3 separate regions of the Homo sapiens genome follow, and all the other regions are linked to region 2. A link is a loop called in an ENCODE intact Hi-C map of the cell type or tissue named here. Cell type or tissue: heart right ventricle. All regions are shown on one strand.

Region 1 (8,000 bases), 1.6 Mb after region 2:
TATTCTACTTGATTGATAGTGTGCCCCTGTGCAGACTACTTCCATACTGGGTAGAGCTGACCAATGTCACCTGTAAGATGTTGTGAAGATGGTGGTTTGACTTTTAAGATAAGCCATAAACAACACTGCAGGTTCCATCTTGCTCTCTTGGATGGCTCTTTTTGTAAGGAGCCAGCCACCATACTGTGAAGGAATTCAGCAAACAGCCCTATGGAGAAATCCAGATGACCAGGAACTGGGGCCATTCACAGCAGTCATCATGGACCTGACAGTTGAGCCACCTGGGAGACAGATACCCCAACCACAGGTGAGCCCTTAGATGACTATGGCCCAGGCCAACATTTTGGCTACCACCTCCTGAGAGATGCTGAGCCATGATCACCCATAAGCCTCTCCTTAAATTCTGATTCACATAACTATGAAAGGTGGCAGAGTTTATCATGGTTTTAAGTTGCTACATTTTGAGATAATTTGTTATGCAGCAATAGATAAATAATACAGTTTCTCTCTCCCTTGTGTCTGATATTGGTTGAAAGAAGGTCTAGGAGGCTGGGCATGGTGTCTCATGCCTGTAATCTCAGCACTTTGCAAGGCCAAGGTGGGTGGATCACCGAGGTCAGGAATTTGAGACCAGTCTGGCCAACATGACAAAACCCCATCTCTACTAGAAAATACAAAAATTAGCCAGGCATGGTGGCATGTGCCTGTAATCCCAGCTACTCAGGAGGCCGAGGCAGGAGAATCGCTTGAACCTGGGGAGGTGGAGGGTGCAGTGAACCGAGATTGCACCACTGCACTCCAGTCTGGGTGACAAGGCAAAGTGAGACTCCGTCTCAAAAAAGAAATAAAAAAATAAAAAAATAAAATAAGAGGTCTCGGAATGGATGGTTCATGTAGACGGTATGTGGCATAATAACAACCAGCATGTGTGGAATCCATACTAAACACTTTACATCATTTCATTTCATTTAATTTCATCTCATTTAATCTTCTCAAAAGGCAGGCACATTTATCCTCATTGTATAGTTGAAAAAACTAAAGTTTGAAAAAGTCATGTCTTATGTCCACAGCTTTTGATCTAGTAAGAGTGAAGTCAGAACTTGAAAGAAGGTCTGTTTCCAAATGACTTCCCTGCTCTTGGTCTGCTTCCTGGGGCATCTGTGGGCATTTTGTACCCATCCTACCTTACCCTCGTTGAATGTGTGCCACCTCATTTAGACTTGGTCTGTACATCTGCAGAAAGAGGATGCGTTAGGCTGCTGCTGCTTGGATGTAGTGAGGGGAATGCTGGCCCAAGTTCAGTCTGGCTGAATCACAGTTGCCTCATTGACAAAATGGGGAAAATAATTACTATCTCACAGGGCAGTTGAAATAATTCAATTTCATAATGCCTATGCCATTGTTTTACAAACTCTAACAGCTAACACCAAAGTAAATTATTGTTTTTATCATGATTTTTGTTATGTTCATCTATGCCAAGCTCATAAAGATTATGGGATTAGAAGAGCCAATTACAACAGCCCACCCAGCGTCTATGGAAGGGCCCCAACTTTAAAGGCAGTCAATATATCCATTTTTTCCAGAACATGAAAGAAACGTTGAATAGCTATTTATTGTCTTCCAGCTATAATTGATTATGGGATGAGAGTTGTTTTGTCGATCTTCCATTACAGTGCTTGAATAAAAGGTTAGTAAATAATAATGATAACAGAGAAAAACAACACATTCTTTCTCAAATCCCACCCACGCTGCCTCTCTGACTTGTGTATATTTGAAAATGGTCTTTACAAATATCAATTCTGGAAAAAAATTTACGTTGCATTATAAATATAAAAATAAAACCAAATCAAAATTATTATCTTGGCATCCTGGGGACCCTCCCTGGTGTGGATGAGGGGGCAGAAAAGAGGGAGTGGGAAAGAATGAAGGGAGGAGGACAAAGACCATGCCCGGAATTCCCATGCCAGCGGAACACTTGAACAGCCTGTTTTTCTGCCCTTTAAAATTAAAAACACAAATCAATCTCACTCAAATTCTAAAAGCAGAAAGGAATGGGGGATTTGACTGGTAATGTTTAGAAATAAATGATTTCTGGAAATGTATTGTGACTTAAAAATTGAGAAGTTCTGTCTTTGTAGAATGAAAAGAGAGAGAAGCTACAATTTCCACACGCAAACAAACACCCCATCTCATCAACTCCACCCATTTCCAGCTCCTGGACATTTGTCTTTATTTGTTTCCTCCTCTTCTGAAGCAGGATTTCTCCTGGACAGCAGCCTCCTCAACGTGGGGGCTTATCTATTTATCATCCCTCTCTTCCAACATTGCTTCCCCCACCACCCCCAGCCACACAGACAGCAGGGATTCTTCCATCATTCTTTTCTTCCTTTTCTTGGGGGCACTGTATAGTCTGACCCTAGGCCCTCTTTCTCTCCCACAAAGCTTTTATTTGAAAGCAACAGAAAAGAGGATGGAAACTGAGGGTAATAGAGATTGAAAGAGAGGAGACAGGAGTGGCTGCCAAGACAGAAAGAACAAGACAGGCACAGACAGCATGCAGGGGTGGACTGAAAAGTGAGAAGTCAGGGAAGAACATGGGTTAAATAATCGATTTCAAAACTCACTCTTTGCCAGAGATTTTAATCAAATCATTTCCTTAACCCCAGGAATCTTCTGGGAATTCATTCCCTCTTTCTCTGTCTCTGTCTCTCTCTCTCTCTCTCTCTCACTCTCTTCCTCTTTCTCTATCCCAGACTCTACACAGAGCCAAAAATGCCCTTAGCTATGGCCTGTGCCAGCACCACCACATGTATCTCTATTCCCTCCACTACACATAGGTGCAATCGCACAACCACACACCATTACACACACACACACACACACAAAACCACCCCCCACGCCATATACTCAAGAGATGAGAAAAACCAAGCAAGTGGCCTGAGCAAGGCAAGCCCAGATCAAAGGGTTTTGGACTAGTGTCCTTTCCCTCTCCGTATACTGTCTGAGGGGTACTGTAATTAAGAAACAATTTATTCCTTTTCCCAACACATTGGATAACTACCTCTCATTTTACTCAACCAAAGTGGCAACAAGGCACCACAGGCACAACCCTGACAGAGAAGGAAAGCATTCAGGGAAACTGGGAGGTGGGGTATTATAAGCCTTCTTATTTTTTTAAATGGGTACTATTCAAAAGGGCTGCTTTCTTCACTGGCTACAGGTTATGTAACATCTAAATTATTTCCGGAGTTTCTGAACAGACCAGAGGTTCAGAATAATGGCACCCGCCTCTCCAGATCTGAGGGCTGCTGTCTTCTCCCAGAAGCCCCTCCAAGCCGCTCTGACCCCTGGTCTGGGGCACCCTTCTTCCTTCCCGGCATTTTTTACAAACACAACCTTCAAAATTAGTTCAGAGGCTTTGCGACCCTTTTGTGGCCCTGCACCGCCATCATGTGGCCAGAGCTAACACTGCATCCATGCACACTTACGTGAAAACCAATGAAACCTTAAATGGGAAGTGGCGTAAGATCAGGATTAACCTCCAGCAGATCCTAAGTGGGGTACTTTCCTGTCTTTGCTGCTGGTATATGCTGCAAACTATATTTGGAGGCCTTTTACACTTATGTTCCTCCGCTAGCCCCTTTTCATGGAATGCCTCTTCCCTCGTGTACTCTAAGTTCTAAAATGTAAGAAACTTGCTCATAGGACCAAACACAATTAATCTCTGACCTTCAAACACGTTTCATTTTATTTATTGTGATCGTAGCACTTACCAAAATTCTAAACTGTATGCAAATTAAATGTGTGTGGATTTCTCTCCCCTACCAGGAAGTGAACTGGCAGATGGCAGAGACTGTTTTTTTCACACCTCACAAATAGTAACGAGTCTTTAAAAAGTATATATTGAATGGAGAAAATACAGCAAATAAATGACTCACTAATTTCTTAGCTACCCTGCTTAACTTGCCCTGATGACCTCTTCCTTCCTCTTTTCTGCACAGTGTTGGGCACTGTGCAGCATATAGGTAAGAAACCCTGGAGTAGGAATCAGAATTAGGTTACACCCATGGGAGCTGCGTACCCTTGAGTCAGTCACTTTTTCCTCTAGGAGCCTTAGTTTTCTCAACTATATAAAGAGAGGATTGAATTAAACAAATCACTAAGGTCCATTCAGGTAGATGACGAGGTAAGCCTAAACAAAACTGACTTTTACTAGAGGAATTTTGACTCTGCTTTAAGAGACAAGATGCACTATAGTTATATTCTTTTTCCACTTATTCCAAGGTAATAATACACAGTATTAGGTACCCAATAAATATCTGGAAAATAACAGATGAGAACAGAAAAAAAAGTCAATAAGAAAACAAATTGACCACAGAGCAGTTGTGAACGACAAATGGCACACAACTCCATTCGTAATTCACATTCAGACTTTTTATGTCCTGACATAAGCATGCTGCAAAAAGACGTATCAAAGGCTACTAAGGTTAAACATAGGCTGTTCTGGACTTTTCAGAGAATGTTTCTTAGAGGCAAATCACATTAACAGCCAAACAAATCTGGCTCTAGATAAAGGAGAGGATGTTGTTTGAGATGCAAGAAGGACAGCATAGTGCAGGTGTTACAAAGCAGATAGGAACAGTAAACAACAAATTGTGGCAATATTAGCCACGAATTCTTCACCTGGTTTCAGAAGAAGCCGCTATCAAGTTGTAATCTAAATGAGTATCACCTGAAAAATCACCATGCTCCTATAACCGGAAACCCAAGCGGAACACTTCTGTTCCTCATATTGTATTTCACTGATAGACACAGTCCAGCCCAACTGCTTATTTTCACAGACAGCACAGAAAGGAAGAAAGTCCACCTTGTGTTTCTGGAGACCTCTTCCTATGCCTCGCAGTGGGTCAGGCATGTTATATCTGCTTAACAAGTTGTTCGGTACAATGTCCTATGAACACTCTCTCTTCTACAAATATTAACAGATTTAGTACCTAGTACTGAGAGGTGACAGAGTGCTGGCAGTCCTCACAGCCCTTGCTCGCTCTCGGCGCCTCCTCTGCCTGGGCTCCCACTTTGGCGGCACTTGAGGAGCCCTTCGGCCCGCCGCTGCACTGTGGAAGCCCTTTTCTGGGCTGGCCAAGGCTGGAGCCGGCTCCCTCAGCTTGCGAGGAGATGTGGAGGGAGAGGCGCGGGCGGGAACCGGGGCTGGGCGCGGTGCTTGCGGGCCAGCGTGAATTCCGGGTAGGCGTGGGCTCGGCGTACCCCGCACTCGGAGCGGCCGGCCGGCCCCGCCGGCCCGGGCAGTGAGGGGCTTAGCACCTGGGCCAGCAGCTGCTGTGCTCAATTTCTCGCCAGGCCTTAGCCACCTTCCCGCGGGGCAGGGCTCCGGACCTGCAGCCGGCCATGTCTGAGCCTCCTCCCCCCCGCCCCTCCGTGGGCTCCTGTGCGGCCCAAGCCTCCCTGACGAGCGCCACCCCCTGCTCCAAGGCGCCCACTCCCATCGACCACCCAAGGGCTGAGGAGTGCGGGCGCAAGTCGCGGGACTGGCAGACAGCTCCACCTGCAGCCCCGGTGCGGGATCCACTGGGTGAAGCCAGCTGGGCTTCTGAGATTGGTGGGGACGTAGAGAACCTTTACGTCTAGCTAAGGGAGTGTAAATAAACCAATCGGCACTCTGTATCTAGCTCAAGGTTTGTAAACACACCAATCAGCACCCTGTGTCTAGCTCAGGGTTTGTGAATGCACCAATCCACACTCTGTATCTAGCTACTCTGATGGGGACTTGGAGAACCTTTGTTTCCACACTCTGCATCTAGCTAATCTGGTGAGGAGGTGGAGAACCTTTGTGTCTAGCTCAGGGATTGTAAATGCACCAATCAGTGCCCTGTCAAAACAGACCACTGGGCTCTACTAAACAGCAGGATGTGGGTGGGGCCAGATAAGAGAATAAAAGCAGGCTGCCCTAGCCAGCAGTGGTAACCGGCTCAGGTCGCCTTCCACGCTGTAGAAGCTTTGTTCTTTTGCTCTTTGCAATAAATCTTGCTGCTGCTCACTCTTTGGGTCCACACTGCCTTTATGAGCTGTAACACTCACCGCAAGGTCTGCAGCTTCACTCCTGAAGCCAGCGAGACCACTAACCCACCGGGAGGAAGGAACAACTCCAGACGCACAGCCTTAAGAGCTGTAACACTCACTGCGAAGGTCCGCAGCTTCACTCCTGAGCCAGCGAGACTACGAACCCCACCAGAAGGAAGAAACTCCAAACACATCCGAACATCAGAAGGAACAAACTCCGGACACGCCGCCTTTAAGAACTGCAACAGTCACCGCAAGGGTCCGTGGCTTCATTCTTGAAGTCAGTGAGACCAAGAACCCACCAATTCCGGACACAGTACTACTTCATTGGTAGTGGCTGCTTGGAATAGTGTGATTAAAAGGACCTGGGCAAGGCATATGCCAGGAATGTGGCCAGGCAGATGTATACTCCCAATGCAGGCACTTGAAGAATCATTACACGGAAGCACCGAGCCAGGCAATAGCAGGCAGTCTCTGCCTACTCCCGTGGATGTACGAGCGAAATAGTCACCATGAAGTGCTCAGAGTTAGTCAATGAAAGGCTCGAAGCCTTCATACTAATTGATGGAGTATGAAGCCTTTCTGCATATATTTTCCTGATGAATAGAGCTATGATTATTTAATTTGTAATGGACCAGAAGGGACTGATTTTACCAGGGCTGATGGCCAGGAACCAAGGATGCTGAGCCCAAGAATTTTTCAAAATGTTATCTGAAAATAAAAGAGAGTAGTCAGGAGTTTTCCTTTCTTGTTTCCAATAGTGTGTGTATCCTGTGGACATAGGATAAATTATCTTATTTCCTCCACCTGCTGTCTTTTGAGGTTACAATATAGATAGCATAGGGTTATTGAAAGAATCATTGGAACATAGAGTTCACAGGGACCTTGGAAATGGACTTGTGTGGGGATGACAATATATGGCACTGGTATTGCCATTCTCCCAGCCCCTCCCATAGCAGACTTTGCTAATTCATTTAGCAGGAAAATAGCAATGCCATTTGTGTCTTTGAGGCATATTTTCAGCACACTGCTCCAGACTCATCAGGGTCAGCACTTAAGATAAAGCCATTTTCTAACCTTTGAAACTTGGCTTTTGGGAGAGTGACTTCTCAAAGTTGCAGTTAGGGTCAGAACTGGAACCCACATTTTCTGATATCCAAATATTTCTCCGCTTTCCTGTTCAGTTGTAAGCTTCCTAAAGATAAGCATCATTTCCTTTTTTCCTTGGGGTTTAAAAAAATTAAATTTTATTGTGTTTACTTGAGGTTTGCAACAAAATGTTATAGGATACATATAGAAAGTAAGTTGGTTACTAGTGTGAGGCAAATTACCATATCTGTCATCTCCCATAGTTACTTTTTTGTGAGTGATCTTTTTTATTTTTCAATCAATCAATACATGGAAAGCATTCCAATTAAGCAACTGCTCATCCACTAAGGCATCCAGAACAGAAACTTACTCTCGACCTTCAAGAAATTGACATTCTCCCACACACAACTCTCTCTGTGCCTTGATGCCTCTGTTTAAGTGGTTTTTAATGTTGAAAATGCCTTTTTCATTCCTTCCACCTTGAAATCTACTCAAAATACATATTGTCCACAAGGATTCCAGATTTGTCTTTTGCTAGCACCACCTTTATCCCTAATGGACATTACCTTCTGCCTCCTATGTTCTTCTAAAATATTTTAAAATACATAAAAACTAGACATCTGTTCAGTTACTTGTCTGTCTATCACCTCCACCAGGTTGTGAGCACAAAACTCTAGAAAACATATCTTGCTCACATGATGAATAAAGGGATGCCCACGATATCATAGGCTTCTGATGACTTTTAGTTGGATAAAAGCTAGTTTCTAGAACCATCACAATTAAATATAAAATCATTTAACAAAGTTAAAATAGACCTTAGGCATCATGTGACT
Region 2 (8,000 bases):
GAGGGTTTCACTATATTGGCCAGGCTGGTCTCAAACCCCTGACCTCAGATGATTCATCCGCCTCGGCCTCCCAAAGTGCTGGGATTACAGGCATGAGCCACCGTGCCCAGCCTCATCAACGTTTTATAATTTTCAGAATATATGTCTTTTACTTCTTAACTGTATCCCTAAGTGTTTTATACTTTTTCTTACTATTGTAAATGGGGTTGTTTTTATAATTTTTAAGATATTTCATTGTTAGCATTATTTTTGGATAGTTCACAGATTTCTGTATGTTTATTTTGTATCTTCAACTTCATTAAATTTATTTATAAGTTGTACCATTTTTGTTGTTACTGAGTCTTTAGGATTTTCTATATGATCATCATATCATCTGCAAACAGAGATAATTTTACTTCTTTTTTTATTTGAATTACTTTTATTACTTTTATGTATTTAATTTTTCTTGTCTAATTACTCAGCTAAGACTTCCAATACTATGCTGAATAGAAGTGGTGAGTGGGCATCCTAGCCTTGTACTGAATCTTAGAGGAAAAGCTTTTAGTTTCCATTTACAATACTCCATAGCTCTTATTTTTCCATCTTCTTCGTTTTCTTTTTTTTCTTTTCTCTTCTCACTCTTCTACCTCCTATTCAAATATACTATCTATATGCAATGCTTTAAAATTCACAAAACAATGTCTCATATGAGGTAGTAATAATATCTCATTTTACAGATGACGTAGCAAAGGCTTTGAGTGAATAAATTATTTATCCAGTGTGATATACCTGGTAAGTGATGAAGCATTGGCATCTATCTAAGTCTTCTGATGTGACTTTCATTACTCATTTTAACTTTCTACAACTACCTTTCTGTTTCATGGGTCCCTTATTATCACTGGTTCTCAGTTTAGGTACATCGCTGGTGCTTTTGCAACACTTTTCAAAGGAGAATGGAGAAGAGTCTTGCTAATATGCAAATATATCTCACCTTATTCATGCGTAAGGATAATCCTTATCCATACATAAAGATTCTAGAGGTGACATTTACAAGAAGAGAGAATGAGAAATATTTAGCTTGCAGAAAAAAAAAAGGAAAAAGAAACCTAGATTTTTCCATTTACTAATTCTTGGAGCAGAACATAATCTTAGTACATATATTTTAGCACCTTTTCCCGCCGAGAATTCTTATAACATGTCATATTCTTGGGAAGAATTTATTTTCTCAATTTACTGATCATTTATACCACACAATGTGGGCTTTCATAAGAAGCCATATCACCTTTTAGGAAACTTCAGTCCAGAATGTACATTCTATTGAGGCATGGATTTTTGTTCATTTTGATCACTGTTATGTACTCAGACAGAAAAAGTGCCCGATATATAGTAGCCATTCAACAGGTCTTTGTGGAAACTACGACTAAATCAATAAATACACTGTAATCTTCTCAGGGAAAACTCTTGCTAGTAACCTTGGTTCTAAACTCCCATTCCTGTGGTTCTTGACCTTATCTAAACATCTGATCTTTCATCTAGTCACCGCTGTAAAATACAAACATACAAGCAGCAACAATAACAGCAACAAAAAACCCTCATCATTGAGTGTACATCTTGCAGACCTTTGAGGGTAAGACTTTTGTCCATCACCTCTGGTATCAGTTCATATGATAAGTACTGTTTGCCTGGGACTTCACTTATTGTATGAAAGACACCAATTCACATACTTTTCATACTAGAAGTTGGACTTTCATAGTCTCTGCATTGGCAGAGTCTATGAAAGGCTGAACCTAATTAAGCGATAGATGAAGGACACTATCTTAGTCCCTATTTGTTTTCATTCATTCGTTTACATATTCCTTTATTATGTAGATATTCAACCTGTATTTTGTACCAACCACTCTACTATTTAATATAAATATGAATAGTAACATAATGTCCTAGCTGAAGGTGCTAATTGTATGGTGTTAGTGACAGACAAGTGAATGGCGATAAGATAATGCTCTAAAGCTATAATAAAAGTACATATAGCTTATGTCATTATTTCTGTTTTGTGTCTATCCTACGTCCATTATATTTTTCTTCTCCGTTTAAGCAGTCAACTTGAGCAGAGGTTAGTATGAGAACACTGGGTAGAAAAACATGGAATGGATCTTATGACACCTCAGCTCTAGTTCTAGCTTTATATCTCATTTGTTAAGTGGACTTGGTCAAGTCCAGTGACCTTTGTGGGCCTTTGCTTTCCCATCTCTAAAATAGATATTAGGGCTGAACATTTTCTGAGCTTCTTTCTAGCTCTTACATGCTGTGGTTCTGTGAATTCTTTGCCTTCTCAAAGATTTCAGAAAATTAACTCTCATTGAGTGTCATTTTCTGACTCCGGGAATAAAGTATTTTTTTTCTAAGATTGTTTTCTTAAAATTAGAAGACTGATGTTGTATTATTAAAAACAACCAACTCACCATGCTTCAGGGTAGAGATTCTTTTGTCTATTGCTAATGGAGGATGTTAGAGAGAAGGTCATGGCTGTACCTATTATGCTGTTCTATTTCAGCCTACTCTATAATTCTCTGCTTTTTTTGAATCCTATTCTTTTGCTGAGTACCACCCACCTACTTCTGGGAGACAAGGCTGTGTGAAAGACATCCTCAGACGTCTCATCTGCTTCCTCATCCATCTGCAACTGGATGCTGGATTTTCAGCAGTAACTTGGGAGCTTATTTCTCAAAGAGAACTAGAAAAAGTAGCCACTGACACTGGACCAGTATCTATTATGTACAGGAAGCTTGTAAACATATGTACAGAACCTGTACTGGGAAACAGAAAGTTTCTAATTAGCTGGCTCCAGAGAGAAAATTGGTGGTGGTTACTGGAAGACAGTCTTCAAAGTAAGAAAAGGTATTTAATAGTCAGATTTGTCAGAAGACAGAGAGAACACCTGGATAGAACTGAGTGGGCAGTCACTGTCCTGTCACCAAAGGGATTCTAATTAGCATAGTCTGACCCAAGAAAGAATGTAAGCACAAGTGTGAAATTGGCTTCAGTGACCTTGTCAGATACCCTTCACCACGTAAAGTTAGTTTTCTGGGTAGCCAAATATAGTTGCACAGTTTGTCTACTGCACAACGGAATCTTGATGGAGAAGAACAATGGAGGCTCTATCCTGGCATGGGGATGCATAATTCTATCTGAAAGGAGCACTGTTTCTGAAATTTGTCTGCCTAGAGGGAGCAACTTTTTCTAATTTTTTTTTTTTTTTTTTGAGATGGAGTTCATTCTTGTCGCCCTGGCTGGAGTGCAGTGGCGCGATCTCGGCTCACTGCAACCTCTGCCTCCCAGGTTCAAGCGCTTCTCCTGCCTCAGCCTCCGAAGTAGCTGGGATTACAGGTGCCTGCCACCATGCCCAGCTAATTTTTGTATTTTTGGTAGAGACGGAGTTTCACCATGTTGGCCAGGATGGTCTCAAACTCCTGACCTCAGGTGATCTGCCCGCCTCGGCCTCCCAAAGTGCTGGGATTACAGGCGTGAGCCACTGCACCCAGTGCTTTTTCTAATTTTTATATGGCATCTGTTCTATGAATGGAGGCCCTATAGTCTGATTAATAATGCACTGTGACTGTTTCTAGATGTTTTATTGAAGTCTTCCATATGGGATTCTCTTCCAGATATCAATCAAATGCTGCTGCCCTTCCCTCCATTTTCCCTGGGTAATCACACTTGCTCCCTCCTCTTCCATTATCACCTACATTCCAACAACTCCCAAATATCCATATTCAGTTTTCATCTCTCCTTCAAACTCCAGAATTTTTGCACCTAACTGCCAAATGCATTTCCATTAGACTTTTTAATGAAAGCTCAGAATCCTGATTCTCCTTCCCTACCAGTTTGTTTCTCTTTCTGAGTTCTCTGGCCCCAGTAATGGCACAATCATTGGTCAGGGGACTAAACCAGAAGATTAGCCACTACACTATTCTTCATGATTTTTCTTGTTCACTCAAGAATAATAATAATAATTTTATAGTAACCAGTAATATTTATTGAATGTTTACCATGTTTCAGACTCTATGTCTGTCTGTTCCTGACCCCTGTTCTCCACTGCTCTGAGCCTGTGAAAGGTTGCATAATTCACCACTGTTTATTGCCTTAGGGTTGGGGAGCACCCTTAGGTCAGGCAGCCATAGACATGCAATTCTTAACCTTTTTCAGTTGCAGTTTTTCAAGAATAAACTCTCCTATGGCTTCTGTCTGCTTTAGGTTCTTTCCATGGTCTTTAAATTATTGTTGTTGTTCTTTTGAATGTATTCATTATTTATCATTACTTACCATGGAAAGTTTTGCTTGAGCATTTCATCCTGCAGACTTGACCAGTTCCTGATTTAATTATTGAAGGATCACTGCAGGTGAATCAGCCAGTAGGGGGAGCAAGAGTGTAAGCTTGGACCAATCAGTAAGTTTTCAGACTGGCCCAGTCAAGAGATAATAATGACTCGGACTAGGGACTGTCGTGCATCTTCCGAGAAATTATCATGTTCAAGAGGTTTAAGATGACAGGATTGTATCAATCCATGTGATCAGTTCAGAATCAAAACACCATAGCCTTCTGACTTAGGTCAATGAGTTATTAACCAATGCATGGGTTCTTCTAGGTTTCTGAGTTGAGGAGAACTTAGAATGAGTAACTGGTGGGACAGGCAGTATGCTTAAAATGCTATCTGTGGTAGCTGGGGTTCTGTGTGAGGTTATATCCTTTGGGATATTTCTCAGATTAATAGAAGAATCTTAGACATGTGTTTTCTCACTTTCTGCATATCAAGTGAGTCATCAACCCTATTGCTTCTAATTTACCTTTCCTACCTTCTTCTCATTTTCTACCTCTAACTCATGCCATCAGCTTCTTTCAGTCCCATAATTGCAATAGTTTCCTAATCAGGCCTCCTCCTTTCACGGAACAGCCAGAGTTAACTGATCTCCTAAAATAAAAATGAGACCATGCTTTGCCTCTTCTCCATCGTCTTCATTGGTAGAGAATACCAGTTCTTCATCGTCTTACAGGTAGAGAATACCAATCCTCTAGCTTAGTATTCCAGTCATTTTCTGAGTATTGCATTTCTTTATGTTGGCAAGGCCACACCCAATTACTTCTTAATTCCAGAATTTCATTCACATTGCCCTGCCTCTGTGATTTTTCTCATTCTGTTCTTTTGCTTTAGAATGCTCTTTCTCCTTGATCTCCGTGCTCTGCTTTTTAAAACCACATTCTCAGACTTCAAGAATTGGCTTAAATGGGCCGGGTGTGGTGGCTCACGCCTGTAACCCCAGCACTTTGGGAGGCCGAGGCGGGTGGATCACTTGAGGTCAGGAGTTCGAGATCAGCCTGACCAACATGGTGAAACCCCATCTCTACTAAATATAAAAAATTAGCCAGGTGTGGCGGCACATGCCTGTAATCCCAGCTACTTGGGAGGCTGAGGCAGGAGAATAGAATAGCTTGAACCTGGGAGGCAGAGGTTGCAGTGAGCCAAGATTGTGCCATTCATCACACTCCAGCCTGGGCAACAAGAGTGAAACTCCATCTAAAAAAAAAAACAAAACAAAACAAAAAACAAACAAACAAACAAAACCTCTCCTTTGGTGCATTCACCTATTTTCATTTAATTCAGATATTTTTAGTGAGCACCTACTATGTGCCATTCACTCTGCTATATCCTAAGGCTATGAGGTTGAGTAAGAAGCATTTTCCCACCTCTTGCTAAAAATATCACCCCTAAATCGTGTGGCCCTTTTTTAAGATTTAGCAAAGCCCATTGCTTCCAGTGGTGGTTTATCAATTCATTGACTGATGAAAAGACCTCATTTTGCTTTCTGTATTGTGTTTTTGCTACTCTTTCCCACTCTTTCTCATTACCACAAGGAGTCTGTTGGCTACTGAGGTCAAGGCCCAGGTCTAGTCATCCATTGTCTCCCCAAATCACCCAGCATTGTATTTTGCATACATTACATCATAAACCTATGTTTAGGATATGGTTAAAAAAAATTTAAAAAGAAAAAATAAGTACCTAGTTGTGACTATTGCCATTTATATATTTGGCTTTCAAGAGTCACATACTAACAACATCATTCACAGTGAATTATTTACAGAAAGCTACTGTGAGGTTGAAGTTATATGTCCTCCTTAAATGAATCTCTTCAGGTGAAGGGAGAAAAAAGAAGGACAATGGGAAGGAATCCTTTTGCATGCAAATAAACCAGACATTTAACAGCCTCCTACCCATCTGTTCCCATCCTGTAATATAATATCTAAACCTTCCTCCAAAGGCATGATTTTGCTTGACCCACAAAAAGTTTTTAAAAGTAACTGTGGGTCTCTGACTTGTGGTTTTTCTTTTTTTTTAACTTTTAAGTTCAGTGGTACATGTGCAGGTTTGTTACATAGATAAACGTGTTACATGGGGGTTTGTTGTATAGATTATTTCATCATCCAGGTATTAAGCCTAGTACCCGTTAGATACTTTTTTCTGATCCTCTACCTCCTCCCACCCAGGTCTTTAATTTTTCAGAAAAGGATATTTCAAGAAAAAAATCCAGATATCTGAGGTTTTTTAATTGAAAAAATTATGTCTGATAAACCTTTGCCATCATTTGTGCAGATAAACAATGGGCTGGATCTGTGTGAGGGCTGCTACCTTCAGATATGAATGCTGTCAGGCTTGACCACTCAGATGGCGTTGTAGCTACATTTGCACTTGACTGTTACTTCCATGAACCTGAAAGCCTTTGAAATCTTTATTCCGTAGGTCCTTTATATTGTCTTATTTCTGTGTTTGTTTCCTTGTTCATCGGGGAACAAGCCCAGTGTAGTAGACTCTGTATTCTGATGTATCTCACCAATTGAGTTATCATAAGTACTCTAGTGTAGACATGTGATTATACTGTTCCTACTGATGAGGTGTTTGTGGTTCAGAGAAGTTAATAAACTTGTCCCAGATAACACAGACAATATGAGAAGCACTGGGATTCAAACTTAAAACTGTCTACTCCCAGGAGAGTATGTGAAATAAAAGTTAAAAATGTGAACCATCTCGAAGCAGAGATAATGAGGAAATTTCATCTTGCAATGATATATTTAAGAAGTTATTCAAGAACTGTTCCTTGGAACCAGGTCTCTCTTATGATAAAAAAGGAGAGCTTAAAGCACCATGTGAATTATTTAAAATAAAAGTGCTGCATATCCTGTAAACTAAGTGTTTGGGATAATCCAAGATGGGATACCCTTAGAGAAGAGATAAATCAGATGAGATCTCTAAGGTCTGTTTTTTTTTTTTTTCTTTCCTTCTATCTCAAATTTCTCTCTACCTTTGATTCCTCAAGGTGAAATTAACTAGACTATTTGGTGATTTGGAAAATACAAACGCAGCCAACCACATGTTGTGCAATTCAAGTGTTCCAAGGATCTTTAGGTCTAGAAAAACATTTAAAGTCTATCTAGCAGTTGCTTATCATTTTTTATTGAATAACCGAAGTCAGAGTGGATAGGCGTCTTGACCAAAATCGTGGATGAATTAATGACAGGCACAAGGGTAGAACACTCTGTCTGGTGAGTTCCCCCGTCCTCTTGTGCATGACCTTGTATAGCAGGCATGACTGTCTCTGAACTTTCAAAATACCAAGTGGCATTCTTTTGACATTTAAAATTAGAGACTTATATTGTCAATTATCTTGTCTACACAGCTATGTCTACACAGCTACATCAAAATTTCATATATGAAAACGCTGAATCTTTTTTCTACATTTTTGCACTACCCAGTAGACACATGTTAAATTTGTTACTCTGTTAAAAATGATGATGGCGATGGCCGGGCGCAGTGGCTCACGCCTTTAATCCCATCACTTTGGGAGGCCGAGGTGGGCGGATCGCAAGGTCAGGAGATGGAGACCATCCTGGCTAACATGGTGAAACCCCATCTCTACTAAAAATACAAAAAGAATTAGCTGGGCGTGGTGGCAGGCGCCTGTAGTCCCAGCTA
Region 3 (8,000 bases), 1.5 Mb after region 2:
CCAAGGAATTATTCAAAGCTTAATCCTTCTGGGAGAAAGGAATAGTCTTTGGCAAGCACGATTTTCAGATGGTTCAGATGCTTAGGAAACTCTAAAGAAGCTGTAAGGACAGAACAGGCAGGCCTCACAGTGAGAAACATGTCTTTAGACAGGATCCTGAACGTTTAGACCTGATCTGCAACTGCAGTCTCGCTGGGAATTTGTGTCCCACCGTGAGTGATTACAGTTTTCTGTAAGCACAAGTGGCCTTCCTGATAAAATTCAGCTCCAAGGAATTAGGGAAGAGGCCCTCATTTGGTTATTTTTCAAGGCCCTTCCTATCTCAGGCCAGCAGCTTTATTATTCTGTGGCTGCTTCAAATGACCTTCTCTGGAAAGACCAGCACATTCTCCCCCTGTGCCTTATCGGCCTCTCTCAGACCTGCTCATTTGCCTAATGGCATCTCCACAAAAGCAGTAGAAAGCTCCAAATCTGAGCTGAGCAACTTCTCACTTTTGGCCAGCTGCAAGAATTCCCCTGGCCTCTGTGTTGGAGGCTCAGAACTCACCGAATATCCCTGCTTTCCAACTTTTGACCTTGCTGCAGTCGATGCAGACATGAGAATTTGCTGGAACTCAGACTTTCAAGACCCACTGGGCTCTCCAACGTGTCATGTTCTCCAATATTCATTAGCTGGCAGTGCACATATTTGTCATGGGCTGCTTGCTGCTTCACTTTCGTGTTTGGACTATGAGCAGGGAGCAGGGGTGGATAGAGAAAATATTGTGTGATGGGTAATAGTTTTCTGATCAGATAGATTTAAGGAATCTTATACCTAGATGTTTGACCTTACATGCTACTTAGATTTTCAAAGTTTCATTCTCATTCATAAAACAGTTATACCCACTGCGTTTCACTTTGCCCACTCTACTTGGCCATACCAACCTATTTACCTTTCCTTGATTAGGACAAATATGCCACTGCCCCAGGGTCTTTGCACTTGCACCTCTCTTCGTCTGATATGCACTGGGGCCTTCTCAAATGTCAGCTTATCCGAGAGGCCTTCTCTAATATAAAAAGCAACTCTGCCTCTCCTGCAATTCGCTAAGCCCTTAAACAATGTTTTTCATCATATTGCAAGCTGCTACACTATTATGTTTTAAATTTGTTTTATTTTTTGGCAACCCTAGAACGTAAGCTTTATGTGCACTGGGAATAAATTTCCCCCTTTTTTCTAGTTCTACCAAATTATACTTTACATAAAATTATAATGCATTTACTCATTTTAGTGCATATTTTCATGAGGTTTTGAAAAATAAATATACTGTGATCGGATATAGAATATTTTTGGTCACCCCCAAAAGTTCTCTGAGGCCCACTCCTCATCCTACACAACACATTGATCTGCTTTCTATAACTATAGATTAGTTTTCCTCTTCTCAAATTCATAAAAACTGAAGTATACAAAAAGTAATTTTTTTGTGTCTGGCTCCGTTCATTGAATATAATTTCAAGATTCATTCACATTCTTCTAATGATTAGTTGTTTGTTTCTTTTTATTAGTAAATAGTATTCCATTGTGATGAATATATCACAATTAATCTACTGACCTGTTGATGAACATTTAGGTTGTTTCTAGGTTGGGGCTACTATAAACAGAGCCACTATGAACATTGTGCACAAGTCTTTTTGTGAATATATATTTTCATTTTTATTAGATAAACACCTAGAAGTAGAATTGTTACTAGGTAATAGGTTAAGTGTATGTTTCACTTATCTCTAAATCTCTATTATTTTGCTGATATATCCATGCTATTTAGAACAGTGTCTAGCATGTACTAGGCATCCAATAAATATTCATCAATTGAAAAACTTTAACAATTAACTGTAAGAGTAGATATAAGTCCAGATCACTCTGTGGTCCAAGTTAGAGCTTTGTCCACTGCTTCAAACTGATAGATGGGGGGAAATTATTGATGTGTAGCCCCCATCTCAGACTTGGGTGGGCAATGCCTATGTGAGAAGCTCCTATGAATCCCTTGCTGAAACCATTCACGATAGAGCATGAGTGGAGACAACCCTGACACCCTGACATGAGGCAATGTTTCCCTGGCCTTTATATTTAACAGAACTTGCCTGGCTGTTTCCTTGCCACCAGGGAGCTGCTGTTATAATCCCCAGAGTTCTTCCTCTCCAGACTCTCACAATCCCATTATCCTCCTGCCTGGAGAGACAAGCTCATCTGACAACACTGCCAGCACAGAGACTCATGTGGATGTATTAAATTCACCACCTGGTGACTATAATTAAGATTCCTCTCCTTTGATTTATTTTGGTTGGGGGAAAGAAATCATTTAAGTTCTTGGAGGTGCAGATAAGAGATGATATATGTCCCAACTATTTCCATGATAGTAACACTTCCTGCCGCTAACACAGATGGAAACCCAACTTCAATCACATCCATACTTGACTACCCGTAGCGGAGGAATGATGAGGTGGTAGAGGGAAAAAAAGAAGAAAAGAGAAGTAGTCCAGAGGAAGGAGATAATGAGAAACATGCATGATATTTCTGGGAAAGAGATTTAAACCAAAGAAAGACGCACATCTGCTTGATACACAGAATTGTCTTTTCCAACTGAGAATGCAGCCCCTCTTTTCAATCAGTTGAAGAGTCGGATATCACCTTGAAGATGATCTAAACCAGGAGTTCTTATCCTGATATCTGGAGGTAGACTTGTAGGGAAATTACGAACTTCCGGACATTGAGGAGGGCAGTAAAAGTACCTAGCTTTCCTCAGTCTCTTAAAGCGGTCTAATGACTACAAAGACATTAACAGACCCAGTCAAATCCCCAAATTTTAAGTTAAAGATATTTAAATCCAGAGAGATAAGGAACTTACCCAAATTCATACTGCTGGTTTATGTCACAGGTAAAACCAGCACACAAGTTTCCTGACTCTCGTATTTGGCCCATTTCATCTTAGCGCTTGTCTGCACACCTGTTAGCAGGAGGCTCTGTGATTTGCTCTATATTCTAATCAGAGCCCCATAACAACTCCTGGAGGTGGACAAAGCAGGTGTAAGTAATGCCTTTCGATAGAAGAGAAAAACAAGCTCAGAGCAACTCAGGCAACTCATTTATTCAAGATGAACTTAGTAGCCCTAAATTGGTGTGGCTTCAGGGATCATGATTCTAATATCTCCTTCAGTCAACAACAGATCCTTACACCCTCAGGTGTGCTGCTCCCCAATCTCCAAGCCTGCACAAGTGTGGGTGTGGCTTCAGAGTACTGGGCCAATCAGACTATGTCACTCTTCCGGTGACTTTGACCCAAGGTGTGAGCACATGGTCCAAGCTGAGCCAATCAGAAACCTCATCTGGATTTTGGTTTTAAACTGAAATTGAAAGTGAGTTCTTGATCTCTGGTAAATGATTGAGGAAGTGACACCAAATGAAATGATTGCTGCATAGAGAGGGCTAGGAGAATAAGACTGGCAGAGCATGGATGAGGGAAATGGACAAAAACAAAAACAAAAGTCTTTTAACATAAATCCTTTGGTCTTTTTTCCTCAAGGCTTACTTTTCCATCACTTCCTTATCTATGCAATATCCTAGTATACTCCTAATAATTCTTTTTTGGGAGGCGGTGAAGTAGAGGAAAATGCTTGGATAAACTACATTCAGGGAGATATGCTATTTGCACCTGAGTTCTGCCTAACAGAATGCCTAAGTGTTAGTCAGCTGGCTTAAGCCCAGGCCATCGCCCTTGGACTCAGTCTCTTTGAGAAAGCCTTCAGTGTTACTTTCTACAGCCACTTACATACCTTCACTGTCAGCAGGAAGATGTCTGGGGGAATTGGCTTACCACTAAATGCAGGACCCCGAGGAATAGCGCGGCTCTCTCTTCCTTCTAATCTCAAAGTTAAGAGGAAGGTTTCTTATCCCTTTTCTTTCTCTCTTTATTTCTTTCTCACTTCCTCTCTCCTTATACTGGCTCCCTGGCATCTTTTACTATCCGTGGAGTTCTGATGCCCCCTGCTGCTGACTGCAGGCTGCTGGCTGCTAACTGCAAGAAACACAGGTTTCCCTGGTTGCAGGCTCTGTGTTGGTTGTCTGTGCTAGTTCTTCCGCCTCTCATTATGTTTTCCTCTTATGTGATCTAATACTCTGGCTGTGTTTTCTCACCGTCTTTCTGTGCCACTTGTATCTTTTCCCCCACACCCTCGTCTCAACATCTTTCTCATCACCTCTTTCCTCTTTCAGTTTCAGTTTTAGACTTCGTTCTCTCTGCTGTCATCTGTGTCTCAGTCTATTCTTGAATAGACTGGTTCCCTGCATCTTGAATTCCTGGTTCCTGCATCTTGATCTGTGTCACTGACTCAGCTTCTGTTGCACAACCTCACCCACTCATCAGTGGAATTTTTTTTGTTTTTGTTTTTTCACAGAGAGACTTGCCACATGTTCCTCTCATTGTCCTAAGATAATTTAACAAGCAGGTGATTAGCCTTAACTGAATAGGCAGGGTGGTTAGCTCTTTGCACAGAAAGTTCTTACAAGTAAAAATAAAGCATTTTCCAGGGTTCTAGAAAGTTAGATTTCTTCCACAGTTTTGTGTAATATTTGGCTTTTTTTTTTTCTTTCTGAGGTATAGGATTTTAAAATTTATACCTGGTGGGAACTAGAAGTGGGGAGGAGGTGAGTATTGGAAATCTCTGCGGCGAGTTCTAGATTGGAGAAGGGAGTTCTGGAAGTTATGGTTCCAGGGCTCCCTGTGAGAGGGCAGTGCTTCGGACATCTGTGCCTGAGCTGCTCTGCGTATGAGGTGCCTGCTCAGCAGGTCCTGTTGATGGATCGATTCTTTGGCTCCTAGGACTAATACTCTAAGAACCCCACTGGCCTGAGTTTGTTTTTCTGCCAAAGGGAGCTATCATTAGCATTTGAGACAAATACCCAGACAACATCCCCAAAGTGTATCTCCATCCGTCTGGGTTCACAGGAGGGAGGGCGTATGCTTGCTTATGGAAAGCATATGATTTACGCTAGTGCCTGTGGCTCTCCAAAGGAGAATGCAGCTTAGGGGTAGCATGAAATGGTGTGTACCAAACACTACCAGGCCAGGTGAACTGCATACATGATTCCACTGTCACAAGCATCCTGCAAAGGCTTGTTTTCTGGATTAAAAAACTGAGCTTCAGAGAGGTTAGGTACATTCATAGCCAGTAAGTAGCAAGGTTTAAATCTGCCTTTCAGGTGCAAAACCATCAGGAATATAAATCAAAAGCACAGGTTAGGTCATAAGGAGACCTTGGACTAAACTCTTTACTTCCCTGGGCTCGAGTTTCTCCATAAAGGTGATGATGGAGTCATCTCATGATATTCTAGGGTCTCTCTAAGTTGTAACATATCAAGATTCTGTCACTCTGTTACTCACTACTTTCCCTGACATCTTTCCAATTTGTTCTGCTGTTTAATTTATGAGAACATATATTGTTCTCATAAATTGTGTCCATAAATTGTACATTAGTGGGTTTCTCTGAAGGCAAAGATTATGTCATCATCAAGATTTGATTTCTCACAATGCTTAACACCTTGTTTTCAATGCAGTAGACACTAAGTTTTTGTTTTTATTTTCTGAAAGCAGAAAGAGTGGGAAGAAACAATTCAAACATGGAAGCTAGAGAGAAAATACAAAAGACAGGAAGAAAGGAAGGAAGGGGAAACATTAAAATGCATTTTATTACATTACAGGACTCATTTAAGACATAACGGAAGCTTCATTATTTGTTCACTTTTTGCCTTTAAGTGCTGATTCCTATAAAGGACCAAAAATATTAAAACATAAAGAATTAGGAGCCTGCCGAATATCAAATTGGGGATGAAAATGTCAAATCTCTCAAATTAGAAAGAAATTCAGGAAGAAGGCAGTATCTGTTCTAAAGGGTTACATGTTTGAAATCACATTTGTAGGTGTACATTTCTCCTACAAAGCAAGACGCCCTGGAGTGCAAACACACTTTTCCCAGCTTCAGGAAAACCACTCAGCATGCCACAGCTCCTGGAGGTGCCCGTTCCCACCATTATCACTGCCTCCCCGCAGCACAGCCTCTCCAGGACAGATGCTAACAATCGATAGCAAACACCTCACACTTAAATCCATCAATGAAAATACTGTTACAATAATAGCAGCGATTTTATGTGGCTACTGATTTCTTTGGGGCCTCCCAAACCCAAAGGTAAGAAATAATAACAGGTCATTTTTCATCAAGACAGACAATGCAGAAGGGTGATTGGAGCAGAGGTGCTTCCGATGAACTGTGTTGCCCATGTGAGCACTGCCAAGAAAAAGGAAAAAACCCACCTCCTGGGAGGCTCTTGTGTTTGGGCTGATGAAAAAAGCAATAAGAATCCTCAGCAACATAATAAAGACAGCACCAGGCAATCCCACGTTCCTGGGCAAACCCATCGCTGTGATTTTACCTGAGTCTGCAAATAAGATTGTGTGACTGGTAAAAGGATAACTATTATCCCATTTCACAGATGGACAAACAGAGACTCAAGGGAGAAAGTGGCAGAACTAGGGCTAGAACACAGAGCTTCTTCCTCTTAATCCATTATTTTTTTATTTGCTTTTTTCTCCCTTGAATTGAACAGAAAGGAGACAATCCAGGATATAGATCAAAACATTAAAGGAGTCAAACCAAATTGTGTTTTAGAAGAATATTTAATGACCTGGGGAAATGTTTACAATACAAAATGTAGTTAGAAAATAACTATATGTGCACATGTGTATTATAATTCTGATTATGTAGACATTTTATATAGACACATACACACGTCATATATCAACCAGGAAGTATCTCTGGATATAATGAATGACTTTGGCTTCTTCCTTAGGCTTTCCTCTACTTTATGCATTTCTTACATTCTGCACATATTTCTAATGTTTCTAAAAGTTAAGTTGAATATATAATTTGAATTAATAATATATATAAGTACAAACACACACCCATACAGAAGTCAAAATTAGATCATCTCAAGGGAAAAAAATGCTTTGCTTACTTTCTCTTGCTTTCTCTTATGGAGGATATAAAACTAATCAGTGATCGAATCCAAAGTCTCTGCTAGGCAATCAACATTATGACCTAAGTCAAATGCTTCATCTCTCACAGCTCACATTCTTCATCTACCAAAGAGGTATATTCCTATTTATTGCCTAATTTCTATGGTTTTTGAAAAAATAAATGACGAATCAAAATTTTGCGCCTTGAGTCCAAATGTATAGGCAGACAGGAAGCTGGTATGTGATGAGAGAGGGGGAGCCCTTCTCTTGAAACCACAAATTTAATCAGAATTTCTTCCTGTCTTCACCAAGCTGTAGGCTGAAGCAGCCCCTGTGATTATCTCTTCCTAATCAAGTGGGTGCCTATCTAGGGAGGCAGATGTAGCTCTGGTGGTGGGGGTGAGAGCCTCTAATTGCAGGATTTACATGAGAGGAGATTCCCCAGAGGCGGAGAAACAGACAGCCAAGGAGACACCACAAGCTATTTCCTCAAGCAGAAAAAGACAAGGAGGCCTTGGGAAGAGGCTGCCCTCTTTCTGGCCCTCAGGGTCTTTGTAGGTGGAAAAGGAAGTTAAACTGGGACTGGGCGGAGAGGGATAGGATTAAATTGGAGGTAACTTCATTGAATGGCTACTTTCTGCAAGGCACTGTGGGACTGGTAAGGGGGAAAACGCAACAGCAAAGAGTTCAGAAATAAGATTTTTCTAGTGCCTAGTGTGAGTCAGAAACTCTGTTAGAGTCTGTGTTTAAATGATCAAGTTGAATCTTGAAGAATAATTTGTGAGGTAGTGATTAAATCCACAATATCAGGCACACATTAAACAAGAGCCTCCTAGAATAACTGCAGATCTGGCAAACATGCTTTGCTTGCCTGCACGTGGCTTTCTTTTCAACTTGGCTTCATTACAACATAAATGTTGTTCCTTTTACCTAGGATGCCCTTCCCACCCTCCCCACTTG

Evidence for each region. Hi-C counts contacts between places; a loop is a spot of excess contacts. Peaks named below come from ENCODE experiments on the same cell type or tissue, not always from the same donor. Only the 100,000 strongest peaks of a DNase experiment are listed, where the experiment ranks them.
Region 1: it touches region 2 in a loop (4-fold over the local background); 11 of 110 quality-filtered maps call a loop at or near these places.
Region 3: it touches region 2 in a loop (4-fold over the local background); 13 of 110 quality-filtered maps call a loop at or near these places.

Annotation. Positions count from the first base shown.
Region 1 is chr9:117,640,293-117,648,292 of GRCh38, reverse strand. No RefSeq gene overlaps it. Among named protein-coding and RNA genes, the nearest start is that of TLR4, 60 kb to the left of the region's middle. In heart right ventricle, a CTCF peak has its summit at 3,455 (motif pointing left); a DNase peak (open chromatin) is centred at 3,432; H3K4me3 peaks cover 1,677 bases; H3K27ac peaks cover 1,231 bases; H3K27me3 peaks cover 2,370 bases.
Region 2 is chr9:119,286,361-119,294,360 of GRCh38, reverse strand. The region is part of intron 2 of BRINP1 (BMP/retinoic acid inducible neural specific 1); the gene reads left to right. Among named protein-coding and RNA genes, the nearest start is that of BRINP1, 79 kb to the left of the region's middle. In heart right ventricle, CTCF peaks have their summits at 4,197 and 4,397 (motif pointing right); a DNase peak (open chromatin) is centred at 4,389.
Region 3 is chr9:117,779,373-117,787,372 of GRCh38, reverse strand. The region is part of intron 2 of LOC105376244 (a long non-coding RNA gene); the gene reads right to left. Among named protein-coding and RNA genes, the nearest start is that of TLR4, 79 kb to the right of the region's middle. In heart right ventricle, CTCF peaks have their summits at 3,811 and 4,023 (motif pointing left); a DNase peak (open chromatin) is centred at 4,012; H3K4me3 peaks cover 1,126 bases; H3K27ac peaks cover 2,205 bases.